2 separate regions of the Homo sapiens genome follow, and region 2 is linked to region 1. The links are chromatin contacts, found by Hi-C in ENCODE. All regions are on one chromosome and are shown on one strand. Each heading gives the region's core, a stretch centred on a gene start or an enhancer-like site at or near the end of the contact. The rest is flanking DNA. Distances are from core to core; before and after follow the strand shown. Region 1 has its middle 73 kb from the start of LINC02957. Region 2 has its middle 78 kb from the start of NFIL3.

Region 1 (5,076 bases), core at 1,596-4,095:
GAAATTGCTCCCATGAATGAAGGCATTTGCCTGCCTCCGCCATCCCAATCCTGCCTACCCACTCTTTCCTCTTCTGATGAGATCTTTCAGCAAATCAAGGCTGGGGCTTGGTGGGTAACTTCCCAAACACCACTAGCTCTCTGTATTTTAAGGTCGTCATCCACACTGCCTGCCCTGAAAGGAAGAGAAGCTGGGCAGTACCCAAGGAATATAGAAACAAACTTTTCCTCTGCTCCTGTGCTATCTGGGTAAAACTGATCAAACAGCACATTTTCTGAGGCTAGGTTTGCTTCATTTCTTTCTTTTTTGTTGTTGAAGAAGTTTGGTGTGGTTTTTGTTCTGACTTACTTTTATACTTTTTTATTATTGACACATAATAACTGTATATACTTATGGTGTACAATGTACTTTTTTTTTTTTTTTTGAGAAGGGGTCTCACTCTGTTGCCTAGGCTGGAGTGCAGTGGCACGATCATGGCTCACTGCAGCCACTACTTCCCAGGCTCAGGTCATCCTCCCACCTCAGCCTCCTGAGGAGCTGGGACTATAGGTGCATGCCATCATGTGTGGCTAATTTTCATATTTTTCACAGAAACGGGGTTTCACCATGTTGCCCAGGCTGCTCTTGAACTCCTGGGCTCAAGCTATCCATCTGCCTTGGTCTCCCAAAGTGCTGGGATTATAAGCATGAGCCAGCACACCCACCCTGATGGTTTAGTACATGTGTGCATTGTAGAATGATTAAATCAAGCACATTAGGATATCCATCATCTCACATACTTGTCATTTTTCCTTGGTGAGAGCATTCAATATTTACTCTTTAAAAGCAATTTTGAAATATATAATACATTATTATAACCAGAATCACCATGCTGTCCAATAGATCACAAAAATGATTCCTCCTGTCTAACTGAAACTTTGTACTCTCTGACCAACATCTCCTTTTCTCCATCTCCTCTTCCTCATTTGTTCCTTAAATTATTTGGACAATACCAGCTTCTTTGGCCTGAAAATACTCTCGGAAGCATCGTGCTTCACACCAGCTAGTAGGAATAAGTACAGGAAACCATGTGACTGGCCCTCAGCAGTGGAATGTATAACTGAGTCATGGTCTGTTCCCACCAAGGAATGACTACCAGATGGTGATAAGAAGTTGATGATCTACAATGATCTGAGATAATGTGTATGAGAATCTTGCAAAGTAAATTGAGCCAAAGAAGCAGGACAGAATAGTACAAATTGTACTATTCCATTTATACAAGGTATAAAATCCAGTAGAACTAGGCTATGCTGTCAGAACTCAAGATAATGCTGGGCCCAGTTGTGACTGGGAAGGGGCATGTGGTGTGCTTCTATATGCAGTGCGGGTGATCCACTGTTCTTCTTCAGAGGCTGGATACATGGACATGCTCAGTTTGTGAAAATTCAACAAACTGTACACTTAGGAAAGGTGCTGCATTTATGTGTGTGTACGTGTGTTTATATAACTTAAATGTGCATCTATATACCTTAATTTTTTTTTTTTTGACGGAGTCTTGCTCTGTCACCCAGGCTGGAGTGCAGTGGCATTATCGCGGCTCACTGCAACCTCTGCTCAAGCGATTCTCCTGCCTCAGCCTCCTGAGTAGCTGGGATTACAGGCACACGCCACTACCCCTGGCTAATTTTTGTATTTTATTTTTTTTAGTAGAAATGGAGTTTCACCATGTTGGCCAGGCTGGTCTCAAACTCCTGACCTCAATGATCCACCCACCACGGCCTCCCAAAGTGCTAGGATTATTGGCATGAGCCACTGCGCCAGGCCCTTAAATTCTTTTTGAAATGGGCTCTTGTTCTGTCTCCCAGGCTGGAGTATAGTGGCATGATCATATCTCACTGCAGCCTTGACCTCCTGGGCTCAAGCAATCTTCCTACCTCACCATAAATTTAAACATGAAAAAGAGCAAGGACAGTTCTGCTGTGGGGCATGCAGACATAAAGCTCCAGTGGGCCTTGTAAAGGCAGAGCCGTCTTCAGACACCACCACCCTTGCCCCACAGCACTTCCCTCACTGCCCTGTGCTCTGGTCCCTATGCCCCTTCTTAGGGAATGTGAGTGCTTCACTCAGGGATAAGAGGGCCTGGCACTTGGCAGAGGCCACCGGCCCTGGCCCTTGAACTGTGATGGGATCCCTAAGCGCTTTCCCTACGGTGTCAGGGCTCTGAAGTTGCCAAGAGGACAACAGAAAAACGTGTTGGTGTGGTGGTGGTTGTTTTCAACATGAAAACTCCAGATTATCCGGAACAATGGTAACCCCCAAGAGCATGTGGACTTTTGACGAGGAGGATCCAGGGATTCTTCTAGAAGGTATTCAAAAGGACAAGGAGAGCAAAGTTTATGAGATCAGAGAGATCAAAGACCTGAAGGGCAGTGCTTGGTCCCAGGGTCCTAGGAGGAGAGAACCCCAGGAAGAGGAGGGAATGTCGCAGAGCCAAGGAAATATGCTCCCAACTTGCAAACTTTCAAAAGTTATAATCCAGCATTTAAAAAATTATTACTGATACATTTGATTCATGAAAAACTGACTGTTCCTGAGGAAGAAACTCAATTACCTCTTAGAAACTCTTAAAAAAAAATCATCCCTAGACAAAAGAAGAAAAACCAATTCAAAACTTCCACTTCCTCATTTCTTTGCGGCATCTCAAGTGCCCTTAAGGAAAACACACACACACACACACACACACACACACACACACTGAGACACACAGACCTATTTAAAAACAACAGGTATTTTCACATTGGTGCTCTGACCTATTTCTGGATTAGAAACTGGATTGCATGTCCACAAAGCCATCTCCCCACCTGGTGTTTGCTCTACACAGCGGTTGGGAAAGTACAGCCTCAGGGTCTAACAGAAAATGCATCTCTTCTTCTTTTTTATGATCGAATGCCATGAATTTACTAGTTTATAGCATCTACTTTTGCATTATATACGGAGGCCAAGATTGGAGCTTAGCCCAGTCTTTTCTGGAAATGGTTCTTTTGAAATCAGCAAGTCCGCTTAAATAAAAGAAATATTCCTCTGCCTTCCCTGGTGACTTGCATCCTCATTTTCATTCTTTTTCAAGACTTTGTCAAGAAGTCAGTAATAGGAGGTCTGTTCCCATTAAAGAGTGTGGTAGTGTGTAAGTCCCTGTGAGTCTATCTGCCATGAGGACCCTTCCATATGTAGAAACATGACAAAATAAATATTTAGGAAGGAATTTCAAAGAAGTTCAAATCTAGATATCCTCATCAGGGATAATACAGGAGCTTGAAATACATGTGCAGATCACCTGGTTCATTAACTGTTGAGACATGGGCTGTGAGGATCCAGGATCGCTCAGCCCAGCAATCACAGAGAAGGCCCACTGTGTGGTGAGGCTGCAGAGGGAACACCAAGGGTCCAAGCGGGCACCTCTAGGGTTGCAGGGCATCTCTGCCTCAATTATTGCCTTTCCACTGTGGATTTACACACTGTATTTCCACAAATAAAATTTTATTTTACAACATTTATCTATGCTAAAAAGAGTTGAAAACCACTGATCTATTTGAGGCCTTTATTTCACTTGAGCAGGGAGAAACATGACTGGTCAGGGATTCTCAAAGAGGAAGATAATCAGATAGATGAGAGCTGTCAAACATGTCAGCAAAATGAATGCTACGAAACAGTGGCATTCAACTTCAACAAACGGAACTCTCCCTGCTCAAGGAAACAGCTAAACACAGCAGTTTAAAGTTTTAAAGGTGATCATATTTAACATGTTTGAGAAGATTAGAGAATGTAAACTATCCTTGAAACAAGAAGAGGCTGTTACAAAAAAGAACTATAAAACTTTGAAATTTAAAAGATGATTGTTAATGAAACCTAGCAAAACAGACGTGATTGAAGAATAAATTAGTGAACTGAAAGACCAAGGGGTTCTTGTAGAATGTCATTCATGGGGACAAAGAAATCCAAGTAAGAGACAATTGACACGAGCGGGAGCTAGACGTTTCTTTATGTATTTACTAGGAGTTCCAGGAGGAGAGAACAGAGAGACTTGAGGGAGGAAAATAATTAAATAACTGATAGAAGAAAATTGATCAGAACTTTTCCAGTTCAAAAGCAGGGCCAGCTTCCTGGATATGTGGCCCTTGTGGTCACGTAAGGCTCTAAGCTCAGAAGGACTCTATGCTTGTCTGATTCTCATCTGTTGCCATCTTGAAATGCTTCATAATTTGATCTTTGAACTTGGGTTTTGTAAGTGAAGTCCGACGGAGCCACAAACCGTGTGCATGTGCAGAGACACAGGTGATATATGTGTCCCCGTTCCTTGCTGCTCCATTCACGCTCCCAAGGCCCATGCATACAGAATTCCAGTGGATTCCGGTGCAGTTCAGCGACACTGAAGGCGAGTAGAAGGTAATCGTGCTCTACCACAGAAGGAGGGGCATATGGAAGCCGTACAAAGCCACACACGATCTGTTGGAACCAGAACTTGTTTCAAATGCCTAAAGAAGGCAAAGGCCTTCTAAGAAACAGAACAATGAAGGCATCCTATCCCATCCCTTCTTACCTGGGCTACTTCCAGTATTCGACAACCACGAACTTTGAAAATGATGACATACGAGGAAAGATGAGGACAGGGCAACCCAGAGTTCCTGTCCTTCAGTGCTTTCTCCCTCATTAGTCAGCTGAAGATAAGAGGGTGCTGGCGCACGTGCATGTAGCAAGAAGTAAAATACAAACAGTTGAGCTACTTTTCAGCAGCATTGTCGCTGTTATGGTAGAAATGAAATACACATGCATGCTCGAGCCACATAACACAAACCATAATTTCAGTGATTCCTCATGTGAGTTAAACACTTTTGTATTTGCATTTAAAACTAGCATTGCACAAATGATAAAATTCATGCTAATACTTTAAAATTTTAACTTGGAATGACATTAAATAACATGAAAAATGCAGCACATCAAGAAAGAGACTCTGGAAGAGAGGAAAAAGCTGTATATTTTAGTATTGTTATGCCTTTTTCTTGCTTTTTGAACAGGACTTCCACATTTTAGTTTAGCACC
Region 2 (5,076 bases), core at 1,841-4,340, 580 kb before region 1:
TGCAGACTGGTCTTTTTGGTTTTCTCCAGCCATTACTGGTGTGCGTCACTGGGGCCTCCCTTCTTCCAGCACATTGGTCTCACTGCCCTCATCTGTTCTCTATCATCAAAGCTTGTCTGACCCTGACCCTCAGCCTGGGTGGAGAGTAGGGACCCCCACACCTGCCCACTGTACTTGTTGACTAGTCAGACCCAAAGTGACAAGCCTGAAACTGCGTCTGCAGCATGAGGCATGGACAGCCATGACTCAGCATCCAGAATCAATGAGGAAGCAGTTACTTCATGTCTCCATACGGGACCTGAAAACACTACCCCTGAAACAGTACATGTTATTTTTTAAATGTTAGCATTTTAAATGCAAAACTTTGTAGTGATCATACACATTTCTCACACAATGTGTTGGTCTGAATTCAATCTTTTCTTGATGAGTCGAATGATGTGGTAATTTGACACATTGATGGCCCCCAATAAATGTCACCTGCTGGTATTCACATCCTCGTGTCATTCCTCCCCTTGAATCTGGTCTCTTGTGATTCACCTTAACCAGAAGAACGTGGTGGAAGTGACGCTTTGCCAGGTCCAGGCCTAAACCTTAAGAAGGCTGGAGGCTTCCACTTTTTCGGTTCTGGGGGGAAGCCAGCAGCCATATAAAAAGCCTCATTATTCTGAGACTGCCATGCTGTGAGAAGCCCACCCTAGCCACATGGGGAGGCCACACAGAGGAAAGCTGAAGCCCCCTTGTCAATACCCCTGGCAGAGTCCCTCACCAACTGCCAGCACCAGAAGGCCAGCCTCATGAGGAGGCCATGTGGACATGGATGATGCAGCCACATTTGAGCTGCCCCACTAATGGCACACAGAAAAGAGACAAGCTGTCCCCGCAAGCCCTGCCCAAATTGCGCAATCATGAACAAATCGATGGTTGTTGATGTTGAAGCCACCAAGTCTCAGTGTGGTTTCTTATACAGAAAGATGACTCACCGGGAACATCAGTATTGATCAGTGATGGGATTGTGCCAATCTTCGCAAGCAAGCCGGAGCGCCATATGAGAGTGTAAGGAGGGCTTATGATTTGCATTTTGCACTATTAAAAAGTCAGCTGATATTCCTCCCTGATGTGAAGGCACTCTACTATAAAAAGGGGCTTTGGGTCTTCAAAAGCACTGATAATTAGGTATGGTAGAGGGAACGAAGAAGTATGAGAAGAACGCAGGAGAGTGGATGGCCCCTTGTAAAAACGGGAGAGAGTCATTTGTTGTTGATAAAGCACAGGGGACTGGAGTGAGGAGGAGAACTTTTTTTAAAGACTCATAAAGATGTCAGGGCTCCTAGGAAACAGTAGAGTTGTGGATAAACATGAAACACCTGCACCCTGGCTCTTTTCCACGATAACCTGAAAGAGGAAAGATCAGTTCTCGAACATAGTTTGAGTGATGTACACCTAGGAATAGTGCACCACATGCTTAGGAGCGGGTTTTATTGACATTCTCAATAAACAACTAGGTGTAATTTTGTATACTTAGAAGCTTGAGGGCTTTCTTTACCTTAGTAATTCCCTTTCTCTCTCTTTGGGATACTTTTCATTAGAGCATACTTAGCTGGTTTATTAGCTGAAATAATTATGTGTTGATGAAAAGCACTAACAAATTGCAGATGAGAATAACATTCTCCATGGGCAATCGCATGCTGTATTGGAGGCCTCACTTGGAATTCTTTGGGAATTTCAGCCCTCTATTATGATGGAATCATCATCTATGAAAATTGTTATTCTCTACACCAAATATTCCATCACTGTCAGGATTTAAGAGCTTAATTGTTTAATGAAGCCAATTTTCAGACCTCTCCTTATTTCTCCTTCAATATGAAAATTGGCCCATTAAAAATAAATAAGAGATGAAAATTTGGGTCATGTAGCCAGATGTGTGCTCCATTTAGGTTTGGATAATTTAGTCACTGTGGCCATGGTCTGAATTAGTGCTCCTGAAAGGTGCTGACACCTCTCCAACTATAGGCTCCACATTTGGCATCCGCATAGAGGAGGCATTTGTAGGTGGAACTCTTTCAGCCTTAGTATTTACTCAATACTAAGTAATTGTATTATTGTAAATTGTAAGTGTAAATTATAATTGTAAATTTAAGTGATACTAACAACTTAATTGTAAATGTAAACGATACTAAGTGAATTGAAATTACTTAGTATTGAGTGAACAATACTGGTGAAAACATAGACCTCGCTGATTAACAAAAGATTGTAGTGTGTATCGTGTGCAAACTCTGCATTAGGAGGCTACAGCCCGATTAGTAACTTTCCAACTAGTTCTAATGTATACAGGTTTTATCAATACCTACTCTTGGTTCCTGCCAGTGATATTAGGGTCTACTTTAAATGATAAAAATAATGTAATTTATACCAATCTTACCACATTCCATAGATTAATATATCAAGTGTAGCTGTAAAATCATCAGCTGAATATTCCCCAATTTCTTTCAAAACATCTAAAACTTGCAGGAAAATAGAAATAATAGTACGATGAACACCCATAAACTCTCCCTCCAAATTCACCGATTGTTAATGTTTTGCCACATTACTTTGTTGCTCCTTTTTTCTCTCTATAAATGCAGACACACATTGGGAAATAAGCTGCAGTCATCACTTCCGCTTCAGTGTGCACCTCTCAAGAACAAAGATACTTTCCAATTAACCACAAAATCATTAACAACTCCAAAAATTCAATATTTAATATGATGGTATTAAAATTTCTTCAGTTGTCACCAAAATGATCTTCATTGCTGTTTTCTGTTTTATAAATTCAGGATACAATCAAAGACCTCACATGACAGCTGGCTACCACACTTCTTCAGTCCCCTCACAGTGATTTGCTGATCAAGACCTTAGCTTTTTGAAGTCGACTTGTAGAATCATCCACTCTCTGGATTTGCTTAATTTTTTATCTTGATTAGATTGCAAACAAAAAATAAATCTAAGCCCCCCTCTTCGACTGACCAAACCAACCTCCTCTTGGCCAAGGGAACCCCAGAGAAACTCATGATGAAACAGAAGGTCAGACACGCCTCGTTATACTCCCCGCTGCCCCGCCCCACCCCCGTCTGGGGTTTAGACAAAACAACTGACCAGCATTCACGTTAAAATGGAGATCAGAAGACTGACAGAACAGGCTCTTTGGGGCAATAAGATACCAAATTATAAACAGGACCTAAGGTCATGCCAGTGAAGTCACCCACTCCTACACTTAAAGAGTAAACTATGTTCTAACTGCCACAAGGTTTCTCTTTTTCTTTTTCTCTAGCAGCTAAACAAGGGCTAGACTTGAGATAAGCAATATTAAAACAATTATGACTCATGGGCTCACAGATGCTGACTAACTGAACCCCTGCTGCACCAGCCATGACTACAGTTTTGACTGGACAAGGCAGTGAATCAGTAACCTCCTCCTGATAAGAAAATCACCAACCATAGACTGGCTCTGGTCGGTTCGCAAAGGCTGAAGACTAGTGCCATCGTGTCTCTGCTGCACCTCTGATCACATAGAACCTAACAGTAATACATTTAAATGTTAAGTCTCTATCCCAAGATGAACATGGGTCTATGTTTGGGAATATTCATAGCTTCCCTGTAAACTGTCAAATAGTAGGTTTAGCCAACCCATTCACTATGAGCTCCAAATCCAACTTCTCCTCCTTCAAAGTGCCTGTCTCTGGTCTTTGCTGGAGGCCCACTTCCCAGCCTGCAGGATGGCCACCTTGCAGGCTGTAACCCTTTACAAGAAATAAAGTCTTCTTTCCTAAATTTATATATCTTAAGTTAGCAAGATGAAGTTTAAACAGCTTTGACAAGAAAACTACCTGGCACTGTAGTCTGCTTCCTTTACATCATTAGTGTGTCCCATGATTGGGCAATTCTGACTTCCATTTATTCTTCAAGGTGTATCCTTTTCCTCTTTATACTTAAAAATAACCTGTGGGTGATGCTTTGAGATTGTGTGCCTAACTCTTCAGCCAATGATTTTAGGTGCACTGCTGATTCTTGCCTAAATCAGTCATTACCGTGGTGACTGCAAAATTTTATTGTTAAATTCCTTCATTCCTCCGATATTTATTAAAAAGTATTACTTTATAAAGAAGAGCTGCCTTGCCCCTATTTTAAATGTATTACTAAGGACTTGAAGATTTCTTTGTTTATTTTAGTTAATGTAATATAACCCATTACGCCCTTTTTAAATGTTCAAATTGTCCCAACTATGGCTGGTGGGAGTCCCTTTCAGTGAGCACCTGTGTTCTTCTCACATATCCCTCTGAGATTTTTGCTTTGTTTTAGCATTTTTCTTGCTTTCTGGCACAGCAAAGCATCCCCAGCTTGCCTTGTGTTTGTTTCCTGTGGTTAGGCATTTACATTGCTTCCACCATTAGCTATCTCAAATTATGGCACAGTGAATAACTACACATGAATTGATTTGCAGCTGCCATGTGGTATCTCAAAGAAAAATTCCAAGAAGTAAGTTTGCAAGATTGAAAGATAAATGTCTATGTGATTTTGCTAGAAATTGCCAAATGCCCCTCCCAAAGAGTTGTAGCATTTTGCACTCTTATTAGCCAAAGTGCCAGCTTGATTTTTTTTATATTCACACTTCAGAGTAAGTTCCTCTCAGAGAAGTCACTATTTTTTGAAACTCTATTTTTACAATTACTTTATGTCCCTTCATTACAATCTTAAATTATTTCACTTAGCAATTTTTGTCATATATGATAATATTCGAGAATTTTTATCCCAACTTTTATTTAATTTACTGTAAAAATAATACATGCTCAGTTATTTGATTTTTTTAGAAAACCTCACAAGTCAGAGCAAATATAATTGTACTTTGTAGAGCATTTGCAAACCAAATTAAATTATTTTGGTTTTGTTACTACAGTTCTTCAGATTGGTCACAAAATGATATAAATTTTATATAATTTATGCATTGGCTTTTGAGCCCATATCCAAAGAGAGAGACTCTAAAACTATTTTGAGCAATTTCAGCATCATTTGAATAAGTTTATGGCCTCCCACAGTAAAACT

The links. Hi-C counts contacts between places; a loop is a spot of excess contacts on that map. Pooled maps may share reads with other maps.
Region 2: a loop to region 1 is called in a map with no recorded cell type, with 13 times the contacts of the local background. The contact joins two enhancer-like sites. A Hi-C loop is called at or near these places in 1 of 168 maps with a recorded cell type or tissue (IMR-90), 6 of 37 single-sample maps with no recorded cell type and 6 of 50 pooled maps.

What each region holds. Positions count from the first base shown.
Region 1 is chr9:90,921,785-90,926,860 of GRCh38, reverse strand. No RefSeq gene overlaps it. Among named protein-coding and RNA genes, the nearest start is that of LINC02957, 73 kb to the left of the region's middle. RefSeq lists an enhancer at 2,627-2,676. Within about 2 kb of position 2,845, at least 4 of the 41 ENCODE cell types and tissues checked have a DNase peak (open chromatin) inside an H3K27ac peak, as active enhancers do.
Region 2 is chr9:91,498,930-91,504,005 of GRCh38, reverse strand. No RefSeq gene overlaps it. Among named protein-coding and RNA genes, the nearest start is that of NFIL3, 78 kb to the right of the region's middle. Within about 2 kb of position 3,090, at least 2 of the 41 ENCODE cell types and tissues checked have a DNase peak (open chromatin) inside an H3K27ac peak, as active enhancers do.